Regions from separate parts of the Mus musculus genome. Here region 1 is linked to region 2. The links are chromatin contacts, found by Hi-C or POLR2A ChIA-PET in ENCODE. All regions are on one chromosome and are shown on one strand. The core of a region is the stretch at or near the end of the contact, and the rest is flanking DNA. Distances in the headings are between cores, read along the strand shown.

Region 1 (6,323 bases), core at 732-3,231, 200 kb after region 2:
AAAGTATGGGACAGAGCTAGACAGAATGACTGGGCCTGTGAGGGGACCTAGAAGTGGGAGTATAGGGTTAGAAGAGGGGACAATGTCCAGGAGAAGGGAGCAAACGGAGAGGGGGTGGGAATCGAGCCTGCCTGAGCCCTGAGGGTCCGTCTGGTAATTAGACCTTGTTCCAGATGAACCCCCCACCTCAGTCCAGCAATCAAAATGCTAATTGGCCTGACGCCTCCGGCTGCGCCTCAGCCGTTCCCCTCTGGGAAGGAGCCCGGACTAGCGGTGTGGCTGGTAGGGAACCCTCGCCCCCCACCCCCTACGGCGAGCTTCGCCGGCTGCTGTTCAGCGATAAGGGGGAGGCCGCACCCGTCCTGCCCCTCGGGAGCGCCTGCCACGCAAGATGAATGTCCCGCCGCCGAGGAGCGAAGTCGCTAACATAAAGCAGGAGAGTGGTCTCCACGCTCAGTGTAGGGCAGGTAGCTTACACCCACCGTGGCCGAACGCGAGGCAGTGGATGCCGGTAGCAGCCCAGCATGCAGCAGGAGGAAAGGAGCTGAGCTCAGCACCGCTGTGGCGCCCTGGCACTTGCGCCCGCCGGGCCAGTCCGTATAAGGTCACCACGCTGCAGTCTCTGCTTGCCGCTCCGCGACCATCGTCGATAGCCGGAGCAGGCTGCGTGGGGAAAGCTCAGCTCAGAGACCCCAACGCGAGGAGGGGGCGAAGAAGGGACAATGGCGGCGCCCAGCCCTAATTGGGGACATATGCACCCGCGCGCTGCCATTGTGAGGCCCCCAACCCCCAGTGCCCCGCCATTGGCCGTTGGGCCTGACGTCATGGGGGCTGCAAACTCCGGGCGGGCGGCCACGGGAAGGGTTATCCGCCTGGTTGCGGGCTTCCTGAAGAAGCTGCAGACGCGCGGAAGGGCGGAAACCACCAGTGAAGCGGAATTTCTGGAACAGGGGCATGGCAGCCCCTCTTGCCATGCACACTCATCTTGCACCGACGCCACTGTGCTGGACATCCGTCCCGCGGGAGTGGCAGGGACAGAAAGGTCCCTCCAGCGGGCACAGGGTCAGCCGAGGTGACAGAGTGGCAAGAGGCACTGCGGCACAGGGCACACACAGGCTTCCACACTGCGTTTTCGCTGCCTCAGCATTCACTCCTTTGGTCTCCCGCCTCTCCCCGCCTCCGTACATCCCGCACCTAGCCTCCAGACCTTAAAGGAGGCAGCGTGGACTCGACTGAGGTCCGCTTGCGTTCTCCCCAAAAGAACGAGAGCCTGGGGTGGGAGAGTGCCAGGCCCATTCCCATCTCTCTCCACACGCCCGATTATGCCACCAAGTATCAGGTCACCATTCCCCGAGCCGCACGGGGGAACTCCACACAAGTCCAGGCGAGGCATCCCCAGGACCCCTCCCAGGAGACCCTGGCCCGACCCAGCCCGGCGCAGCCATTTCCGCCGGCCTTTTCCCCTCCCCGCCCACCCCCTCCCCCAGCGCTTGGCTTTAAAAGCCAGAGGCTGCGCTCGGCGGTAGGCAGAAGAGGCTTGCGGGCTCAGAAGGCCTGCCCCAGAGCTGTCCGAGAGCGGAGCCCCGCCCCCGGACCCCCGTCCCTCCCTCTCTCCTTCCCTCTCTCGGCCCGCCCTCCCTGAGCACCCCTCCCCCTGAGGACCCCCGCCCGCCGCTGCCGCCGCCGCCCGCTCTGACTGCAGAACAATAAAGCCAGCCTCCTAGAGACCCCCGCCGAGGACCCCCGCCCCGCGACCAGGCCCAGGTGGCCCGCCCCTCTCCGGCAACGCCAGCTGAGCGCGCCCGGGCGCTGGCCGCGGTGCTGCCCTAGCCAGCGCTGGCCGCGGTGCTGAAGCTGCTGGTGCTCCTGCCGCTGCTACTGTCGTGTTCTCTTGGCCCGGCGCTGCCGCCCCCGGGGGCATGGGGCGCCGCTGACTGAGGCTCCGCCGCCGCGGCGGGGGGGGGAGGGGAAGGGGGCCGTGGGGCCGGGCCAGCCCTGCACCCATTCGCAGCCTCCGGGCCCGGGACGGAGCCGCTCCCCCCCTCTCCGCCCCCCCAGCCTCCTCCCCCGCCTGTCCAGGGGCGGCACTGCGGGCTGGGAAGCCGGGACCAGAGGAGGGAAGGAAGGAAGGAAGGAAAGAAGAGAAAAGAAGAGAAGAGGAGGAAGGAAGGAAAGAAGGAAGGAAGGAAGGAGAGAGAAAGAGAGGAGGGATCCGGAGAGGAAGAAGAAAAGACGCAGGGCAGAAAGAAGAGAGAGGACCACACTCGCCCAGCAGCATCCACAGGCCAGACAGGGGACAGTGCTGCTTCCACCGCTCCTCGGATGGTGACGGGGCCTCGCCGCGGACGCAGTCCCCCTGAGCCCCGGCTCTGCAGGCCCTCACTGCCGGAGCCCTGCAGGAATCATGCCCAGGTCCTTCCTGGTTAAGAAGGTCAAACTTGACACATTCTCTTCGGCAGACCTCGACAGCTCCTACGGGCGCGCCCGCAGCGATCTCGGAGTGCGACTGCAAGATAAAGGTGCGCTCTGGACTGCAGCTGGGGCAGGGCCCAGGGCTTTGCAGGAAGGGGTGGGTGGCCAAAGTGTGGGGGTGGAGTGGCAAGGTAGGAGGGGATGTAGATCCAACGGAAACAGCCTGAGGCTGGAACAGAGAAGGAAGGCTGAGGAAAGGGGAGCAGAGAGTAAGGCCAGACAGCTTCCAAGATAGGTAGGACAGAGTATGGGTAGAGGAGAGGTAGGAAAGAGGGCTCAGGAACAGGAAACACTAAAGGCACACACTGACCCACACACAGACTTCTGTTGAGACATACACAGCTGCACAGACACCTGCTGACACAACAGGACCCAGTTAAATGGGCACATGCAAACCCATACCCCGGAATCTGGATCTGTTTCACTTTTTTTGGCTGCACCTTCAAAGCCCCTTGCTAGGGCCAGCTAGGGAATGCTGGGAACTCTAGGGAATAGGCTTGGGGTCTGTCAGGGCCACCCACCTGTCAGGGCCTAGGTACCAGAAGATGCAACAGCAGTATCTTCCCTGGACTCAGGATTAGGGAGGAAGAGGTGAGCAAGGGAAGCCAAGGCACTGGAGTGAGGGGAGGCTCTTTGTGTAAGGATGCCCAAGTTCAAGGACAACTGTTAGCATGCAGGCAAGGGGGACAGGAGTGCCAGCAGTGTGGGGTGGCAGAGCAAGTATGACCTGCAAGAGCATAAGCCTGTGTGGGCCCATGTGACTGCGTGTGGCCATGTGACTTTGTGCGCTTGTGTGTGACCCTGTGTGTGTGCCTGTCTGTGTGCCACTACATGAGACCACGTGACTCTGAGGCCGCTGTGCACCATGTGACTGAGCGTGTGTCTGGATGATTGCATATGTGACCCTGCCAGTGTAGGAGTTGGGTTTCAGTACTAGGGTCAGGGTACAGCATACCCTGCGAGATGCCACCAGGCCCAATGGTTGCTGAGAGCCCAAGTGTAACCCTGAACGAGGCAGAGTCTGCCTCCTGAAGGGTATGCATTCATGACTGAGATTATGAGATCCATTTTGTACCTTGGGAACAACTGCAGCTACTGGCATGAACGATGTCCACCTGCAGCTTGTTTCTGTTAAGGTGTCCCCTAGTGGGTGCCCTGGCAGTCTTCCTAGTCCCCTGTTGGTGACTTGAGAAGGCCCCCAGTAGGGTTGGGACATGGGGAGAAAACAAGAACGTGGAACAAAGTAGGACCCAGGATAATGGAAAGTAGTGGGTAGAGAGGTATGTGAGTTCGAGCCGCAAGTCCAGTGAGTGGTTAGAGAGATGGAAGATGGAGTCCAGGTGATGGCCAGAGATGCTGACTAGGTAGGAGTTGCTAGGGTTTTGTTGGCACATCTAAAGAACAAGAGGGGCAGCACCAAGTCTGGAAGCAGATTCTGGGGCCTAAAGAAGGCCTCGGGGATCCCAAAGAGGCAGGACCGTCGGGGTCTCTGGGCTGGAGGCCCTGGCTTTGTGCGCGGCGGGTCTGCAGTATGTTGCATAATCAGGGAAAACTGCTGAAGTGGGGAGAACCCGAGGGGGAGGGGAAGGGGGAGGAGGAAGAGAGGAGCGCCGCCCCTCCCCCCTGACCTTGAGGCTCGCTGAAGGGGGGCAGCCGCGCCCGAAGATGCATCTCTCTCCTCCCTGCGCGGGGGCGGGGCGCTTGGGCGGCGGGGGAGGAGCCCTGCCTGGCTCTGTCTCATCCTCTGCTGTCTCTCTTCTCTCCTCTCTTCCCCTCCCCACGGTCTCCATCCTCTGCCCTGTGGTCCCCTGCTCCTTCTCCTTTGTCCTAATCCCTGTTTGCCTTCCTTTCGGACCCCGACGTCTCCCGCTGTGTCTCCTCGATCTCCCGCCGCCCGCTTTGCGTGTGTCTTGCCCGCTGCTCCGTTCCCTTCCCGCTGTCTGTCTGTCCGCCTCCGCCCTCAGGATACCTCAGTGACTACGTGGGGCCTGCGTCGGTCTACGATGGCGACGCTGAGGCGGCGTTGCTCAAAGGGCCATCCCCGGAGCCTATGTATGCTGCGGCTGTGCGGGGAGAGCTGGGTCCCGCGGCCTCTGGCTCAGCACCGCCGCCCACCCCTCGCCCAGAGCTGGCTACTGCTGCTGGCGGCTACATCAACGGCGACGCGGCGGTCAGCGAAGGCTACGCGGCCGACGCCTTCTTCATCACTGACGGGCGCTCACGCCGTAAGGCTGCTAATGCCAACGCTGCCGCGGCCCCCTCGACAGCCTCGGTGGCAGCCCCCGACAGCGACGCTGGAGGTGGGGGCGGGCCGGGCACGCGAGGCTCTGGATCAGGGTCCGCTAGTCGGGGCGGCACGCGCGTGGGGGCGGGCACCGAGGCGCGTGCGGGGTCGGGAGCCACGGGCGCTGGTGGCCGGCACGCGTGCGGAGAGTGTGGCAAAACTTACGCCACGTCGTCGAACCTGAGCCGCCACAAGCAAACGCACCGCAGCTTGGACAGCCAGCTGGCAAGGCGTTGCCCAACGTGTGGCAAGGTGTACGTGTCCATGCCGGCCATGGCTATGCACCTGCTCACGCACGATCTGCGCCACAAGTGCGGCGTGTGCGGCAAAGCCTTCTCCCGGCCCTGGCTGCTGCAGGGCCATATGCGCTCGCACACGGGCGAGAAACCCTTCGGCTGTGCGCACTGCGGCAAGGCCTTTGCAGACCGCTCCAACCTGCGCGCGCACATGCAGACGCACTCCGCCTTCAAGCACTTCCAGTGCAAGCGCTGCAAGAAGAGCTTCGCGCTCAAGTCTTATCTCAACAAGCACTACGAGTCAGCCTGCTTCAAGGGCGGCGCTAGCGGCCCCGCAACCCCTGCGCCGCCGCAGCTCAGCCCGGTTCAAGCCTAGGGCAGCGGGGCCTCCGCCAGCCAGGTCGGCTCTCAGCAATACGGGCCCCCAGGGAAATCTCCGCTGGCGTCCGGGCGGAGGGGCTGGAGGGCGGGCCCCTCCTCACAGCAATAGGGGCAGGGAGCCGGCCCCACCCCGCCCCGCTCGCCAGGAGCCTTGCCAGCCCCTTCAAGCAATAGGGTCCTGAGGGGAGACCCACCCCGAAAACCCTCCCCTCTCCTCCAGGGTGCCCCAGGCTTTCTCCCAGCAATAGGGTCGACCAGACCCAGAACCGAACCTCATCTCTTAGTTGGGTCTCTGAAGACAGGGGGTGAGGTGAGGTAAGGAGCGCCCTCCTCCCTCCTCTGCGCCCCTGGATCGCGTTGCAGAGACTCAGGTCTTCCCCACCCCTTCCCAAGCCTTCCAGGCCAAGCCTTCAGTCCGGCGTCCAGGGAGTCAGCTCCACTCGGGCAGCTGGCCGGAGGAGGAGCAGGATATCAGGCGGGCCACAGAGGCGTTCTGTTCCGCAGGCTTTGCAAACCTCCCGGGAGTGCTAGACGATTTGGGGATGGGGAGGGGCGCGGACGGCGGCAACCCTCTTCCTCGGGTTCTTTCTAGGGCCTCAGTCCGAGCCTCCCTCCAACCCACGCCTCGCATCCTCTGCCAAATCCTAATTCTTCCAGCCCGGCTTCCGGGGCTCTGTCCTCCATAACGAATAATAATGACGCATATCGGAATCGCATGAACTTATCCGACCTACTCAGACCCCGATCCCGCCCTGCCCCGGGCCCCCTCCCTCGCTCCCCAGGCTTCGGGTGTTGGAGGACGGATGCCCGGGCCGGCAGGCTGGCGTGCCACTGCCCTCTACACACCTCTGTATTTGCTTTGCGGGTAAAGCCCCCTGGGGGGGGGGGTTGCGGACGCGTCGGGTTTCTTTCTTTCTGTATTTATACGTTTTATTTATGAACGGATTGCA
Region 2 (6,048 bases), core at 184-2,683:
CCATCGGCACCGGGTGGGGAGTAGTTCTAGAGGCGAGACCTGGGATAGGTGCTACGCGTGGCTTTGAACCTTTCAAAGCCCAGGCTGGAAGAGTTAATTCCGGGGCCTTCCGCTTTCACCGCATCGTAATCCCGCGCACACTAGCCTGTCCTAGCAGCAGTCCCAGAGCCGAGTGCTTGCTCGCGATTGCTAGGGACAAGCGGCTGTCAAACCTGCTGTAGAAAAAGGGGTGAGGGCTGCAACCCTGGAAACCTGTCTGTAGATGTGGGGAGAGTCCGCAGGGCCCTTCCACATGCCCCCCTGAACACATTAGACAGAAAAGCAAGGACAGCGAACACCACCGGCTTTCTTGCCAGGACTTACTGTCCACTGTGTCCCTTCTGCAGCTTTTCCTAGATGACTCCAAAATGAAGAACTTTATCACCTGCTTCAAAGGTATTGCTTACTGCACTGCTCCCTCGTGTCTCTCTCTACCCTTCAGGGCCTCGGCTCCCCGACTCTGAGGGAAGGCACCATCCACGAGGGGGGGCCGCTGTCTCGTGCCAGTGCTGGTATTCCCAGGAAAAGGAGCGTGTCGGGGAAGCTGGGTCACCGAGCATGATCGTGCCTTTTGTTCCCACAGACCTGCAGTTCCTGGTCACTTTCTTCTCCCGTCTGAGACCCAACCACAGCGGGCGCTACGAGGCTTCCTTCCCCTTCCTCTCGCTTTGCGGCAGAGAGCGTAACTTCCTGCGCTGTGAAGACCGGCCAGTGGTCTTCACGCACCTCCTGGCTTCCGACAGCGAGTCACCTCGTCTCTCCTACTGTGGCGGTGGCGAGGCGCTGGCGATACCCTTCGAGCCGGCTCGCTTGCTACCCCTGGCGGCCAATGGGCGCCTGTACCACCCGGCCCCGGAGCGCGCAGGCGGTGTGGGTCTAGTGCGCTCGGCCCTGGCCTTCGAGCTCAGCGCTTGCTTCGAGTATGGGCCTAGCTCCCCTACGGTCCCCTCTCACGTACACTGGCAAGGTCGCCGCATCGCCCTAACTATGGATCTGGCCCCGCTGCTGCCCGCTGCCCCGCCGCCCTGAGACTCCAGCTGGGGCTGTGTGGGGAGGGTTAGAGCAAACTCTGGGTTTTGTAGTACTCGCAGGTTACCCCTCTGCTCCAACACTCTAGATTAACTTAGATGTCCGCTGTCACCTGCACGCTGGTGACTGAGAGCGCGTGCGCGCAGAGGTGAGCCCAGGGTGGTTGGCGCTGTCCAAGGTTCTGGTGCTGCCCTGCTATCCTCTGTCCCTACAGAGGTCCTCTCTCGGCCACCTCTAACCCTTACACCGGCTTTGCGTCCCACGGATTGGCCTGCGCTGGTCACGTCAGGCAGGGCGGCAGGCGCAAGGCGCGCGTGGGCCGGTGCGCGTGCGCGCCCACCCCAACCCCCCCCTCCGCTTCTCCAGTCTTGCAGCCGCAAGCACCGCGGGGAGTCGCTCGCCACTGGAGCAGGTGAGGGGGTGGGGGGAGATCCTGGCCCAAGGTCACCGGGCTTGGGGGCGGGATCGGGACCCTCTAGGTTCTGACTGCCTCACCGAGAAAAGGTCATAGGATCTGGCAGTGGGAAGGGGATGGAAACCACACCCTCAATGAGCAGGCTCGGACCCACTGGAACGGGAGGGGGCGGTTAGGGGAGGTAGTGCTGCTTAAAAGCGCCGGATCGCAGGGGCTGCCAGAGACCTCCGCTGGGCCCGACAGAGGACACAGGACTCCTCCCCACCCTCTTCCCGCCTAGATAGGCATCCAAGAGACCGACACCCCACTCCTGCTCAGGATTAGAGGTTCATGTCCTGATAAAAGGATCTCTGCTGGGCTCATCTAATAAGGGGCCCTTATTCCTGACATGGCTGTCTTGCTCTGGTGCACATCTGGGCCTCTGCATAAGCAGCAGCTCTGATCCCTAATGCACAGATCAAGGCTTTGCTACTGAAGGCTGAACAGCTGTGCAAGGCCTGGAGCCAGGGACCAACCAGTCATTCGTGTTCCAGGAAATAAAACCCAGAAACCTAGCAAGCGTCCCCACTTCTTGGGGCTCCACATGTCCTGAGATCTAGGAACTGCCTTTGCCTGCGCCAAAGCTATTCCATTAAAACTTTACTGCTGTGCTGCCTCATCTCTATTGACTTTAAATGATCATGTGACTTACAATTGGTGCAAAATTGAGACAAACACCAAGGCCACTTAGTACAATTCAACTTGACTCAGAGCAAAGAAGACCTGGTGAATCGGCGAGTATTAAAACACTAGACCATGCCAAATGAGGCTGGAGACTAGAGAACAGTGCACCCTTGGTCCTATCTTCCTTAAGGCTTCTCAGCTTCGGGCATCACCATTAAAACTGAGCTCATCGTGGCTAGAACTAGACCCCAGTCCTCCTGTCTCTAGGTACCCAGGGACATGCAGTAACCTGTAGAGTGCATTTCTTGACAGTTTCAGAGGTCACTGCTCCCACATTCTTAGAAAGCTAGGTACCCAGTTGCGGTGATAGGAGTGGAACTCAGTGTATTGTGTGCTTAAAGCCTGTGACTGGTGTGCGGGAGAGACTGAGGCCAATCCCCAGAGGGAGGAAAGAAGAAAGTTAGAAACCAGCGGATGACCTGAGGTTTTTCCCCACATCCCAGCCAGATGTGACACATACCTTCCTCTACTCCAAAGACACAGCCCCCGCTTCGAACCAGCTGTGGGGCCAAGGCATGATTTTCCTGTTGTTTGTCTTATCCCTCTGTTCTCTAAAATCACCCGGGAAAGCCAGGTGTGGTGGTGCAACCCTGTGATCTCGCCACTTGGAAGCATGATTAGAGGATCTCCAGTCCAAGTATAGCAAGACCCTGGCTCAAAACAATTAGAAGTAACAGTCAGGTATGGAGGCCCAGGTCTTTAATCTGTACTAAAGAGGCAGGGGCAGGTGGATCTCTGAGTTCAAGGCCAGCCTGTTTTACTAGAGTTTCAGGACAGTCATGGACACAGAGAAAGAGAACCTGTCTTAGTGGGGGTAGGGCTGGGTGTGAATTCCCAGCACCCAAGTGATGGCTCACCACAACCATCCTAACTTCAGTTCCAGGGGATCTAATGCCTTCTTTTGACTCTTGGGGGTCCCAGGTAGGCATGAGATGCACACACATATATGAAAAGCAGAATATTCATTCGTGGATTTTAAAAATAAAAGGAAAGAAAAAGCTAGAAATAAGCTAGGCATAGTGACATAGGCCTTTAATCTCAGCACTTGGAGGCAGACAGACATCTCTGGGTTTGAAGCCATCCACATAAGGAGTTCCAGGCCAACCGGAGATACACAGTAGACCTTGTCTAAAAGAAAATAAAACATAGGAGTTAGCCCTGAGGAAAAGCCTAACTCTTGGTGAGCTTCCTACCAACCACTATCCCTACAACAGGAGGATCATAGACCACACCAAGCTATGCCATGACCACCACATCCCCCTCAGATCATGACAAATGAACCATACGGTGGGATTATATGGATCAAGTTCATGTGGGGTCCCTTGCTCTTGTGTTGAGGCACAAAGAAGTTTCTGCCCAGTGCTGAACTTTATGCTGATGCCAGTGCCCACAGAATGAGACCAAGGGGGTGTGTCTGCCCGGGGCACTCTCTTTTGGTCCATACCTGGATAATTGCCCTGGACTTTGCTACCCAGGCAGTTACATCTGTTACATCTGGGAACCAAGGAGAGCCCAATGGAGGCTGCCGTGCCAGTGATGGGACTGTCGTGCCAGTGACGAGCAGGAGGCTCTCAGTATAGGCACAGGAAGAGGCCTAGGGCAAGGTAAGGACCATCAAGGAAAGATGGCTTTTGCTTTTGTTTTTATTGGGGTGGGGGGAGGAGTTTTGTTGTTGTTGCTCCCTTTAAAAAAAAAGTGTGTGTGTGTGTGTGTGTGTGTAAACGCACATCTGTTGGGAGTGGGGAATGCTCATACAGGTCAGAGGCCAACTTTGTGGAGTTGCTTCTTCTACCTTTATGTGGGTTGGGTAGATGCAGCTCAGGTCACCAGGCTGGCCAGGCAAGTGTCTTTACTTGTATAGCTATTTTGGAGCCTTTGTATAGGTTTTACCAAGAGTAAAAGACAGGTAGGGAGCCCTTTTTTCCCTTTCCTTTTTTCTTTCTTTGTTTCTTTGTTTCTTCCTTCCTTCCTTCCTTCCTTCCTTCCTTTCTTTCTTTCCTCTCTCTCTCTCTCTCTCTCTCTCTCTCTCTCTCTCTCTCTCTCAAAGACAAATATCAGTATATATATAGCCTTGACCAACCTGGAACTCACCAAGTAGACCAGTCTGGAGTGCTGGTTTGTTTTGGTTGGTTTGGTTTGGTTTGGTTTTTCGGGTTTTTGGTTTTTGTTTGGTTTTTCAAGTTGGGGGTCTCTCTGTGCAGCCTTGACTGCTCTTGAATTTCACCCTGTAGAAGTCAAACTCATAGAGGTCTGTCTCCCAAGGAAATTCTGGGATTAAAGGCTGCACCACCATTGCCTGGCCCCTGAGTACTAAGTCTCACTGTGGTCCAGCCAACCTGGCTTGGAAAATATAGCTTAGACCTGGCCTTGAACTTACAACAATCCGGCTGCCTCAGCTTCCCCAGTTTAGGTTAAGAGCATAACCCACCATGCCTGGCATTACATTCCTGCACAAGCACTGGCTGGATAATGTTAGCACTGGCCTGCTAACCTGTTTCAGGAGGCGCATCCTATCCAGGTCCATTCCCTGGGGAAGCCACAGCTTCCTGGTGGGGCTCTTCGGAAATGGCCCTAAGGGCCCCCACGCTGCTGCTGCTACTGCTGGGGTTATTGTTGCTGCCGCTGCTGCCTGGACTCCCACCCCGCGCCACTGGCTGTCCCGCCGCCTGCCGCTGCTACAGCGCCACAGTGGAGTGTGGCGCTCTACGGTTGCGCGTGGTCCCACCGGGAATCCCTCCGGGGACGCAGGTGGGCACTGTGTGGGACTGGAGGGACTTGGATCGGAGTAGTGGGCTACAGTGCCCGTCGGAATAGAGTGTGTGAATGTAAGAGATGTAATGGAAGGTCACTGGGACATGCCCCCACAATGAAGTAATCTTTTCGTCCCCACAACCTTCAGACACTGTTCCTGCAAGACAACAGCATCGCGCACCTGGAGCAAGGCTCCCTGGCACCTCTTGCTGCCCTGCGCCACCTCTACCTGCACAACAATACCCTGCGTGCGCTGGAGTCCGGTGCCTTCCGCGCACAGCCTCGCCTGCTTGAACTGGCGCTCACTGGCAACCGGCTTCGGGGATTGCGTGGCGGCGCATTTGTGGGCTTGGTCCAGCTTCGTGTGCTTTACCTGGCTGGAAACCAGCTGGCAAAGCTGCTGGATTTCACCTTCTTGCACCTGCCGGTAAGCTACAAACGCCAACACTTCTGTATCTTGCTGCGATATCCCAACTGCCCTGCTGCTAGGAGAGGTTAGGAGGGAGAGTCAACCTTGACTAGTCCTTTTCCCTGATGATTTCTTGTCGGTACTTCAGCGACTACAGGAACTTCATCTTCAAGAAAACAGCATTGAATTACTGGAGGACCAGGCCCTGGCTGGGCTTTCCTCCTTAGCCCTACTGGACCTCAGCAGGAACCAACTGGGCACCATCAGCAAGGAGGCCCTGCAGCCTCTGAGCAGCCTACAAGTGCTACGCCTCACAGGTAACTCTTCTTTGGTATGGGTCTCCTAGTCCAAAGCTGGCCCAGCAGGCAGAAGCAGGCTTAGGTACACAGTGGGTTCCTATTGTCAGCCGTGGTAGGAACAGAGGCAGATCCACACTGTGGCTACATCAACCTGGGGAGTTCCCTTAATTTTTTACAGTCCCTGACTCAGGTTGAGCCAGGTTCTACCTTACTGCAGAAAATGATTCCAGAATAACCAAGATTTAACAGAGTTTGGATTTATTAAAAGGGACGTTAAGATAGCTTTGAAACATGAGGGTAAGGACAGGTGCCGTGGTATGAAAACACACCAATGAGCCATGTGGGTTTTACAAAATAAGTGCTTTTTTTTTTTCTTTTTTTTG

Evidence for each region. Hi-C counts contacts between places; a loop is a spot of excess contacts on that map. ChIA-PET counts read pairs that join two places held with the same protein, here RNA polymerase II (POLR2A).
Region 1: POLR2A ChIA-PET joins it to region 2 with 10 read pairs in embryonic stem cell. The contact joins the promoter of Scrt1 here to the promoter of Lrrc24 in region 2. A Hi-C loop is called at or near these places in 1 of 37 maps with a recorded cell type or tissue (T-helper 2 cell). POLR2A ChIA-PET finds 5 or more read pairs at or near these places in 4 of 5 experiments (Patski and embryonic stem cell).

What each region holds. Positions count from the first base shown.
Region 1 is chr15:76,517,787-76,524,109 of GRCm38, reverse strand. Scrt1 (scratch family zinc finger 1) reads left to right here and starts at 1,981. Exons shown (of 2, transcript NM_130893.3): 1 at 1,981-2,519; 2 at 4,437-6,323. The coding sequence starts at 2,405. The coding sequence ends at 5,368. Gm46533 (a long non-coding RNA gene) reads right to left here and starts at 569. Exons shown (of 2, transcript XR_001781743.2): 1 at 483-569.
Region 2 is chr15:76,717,558-76,723,605 of GRCm38, reverse strand. Lrrc24 (leucine rich repeat containing 24) reads left to right here and starts at 1,433. Exons shown (of 6, transcript NM_198119.2): 1 at 1,433-1,480; 2 at 3,682-3,810; 3 at 4,707-4,954; 4 at 5,106-5,384; 5 at 5,515-5,683. The coding sequence starts at 4,772. C030006K11Rik (RIKEN cDNA C030006K11 gene) reads left to right here. Exons shown (of 3, transcript NM_145472.2): 2 at 387-435; 3 at 623-2,141. The coding sequence ends at 1,068.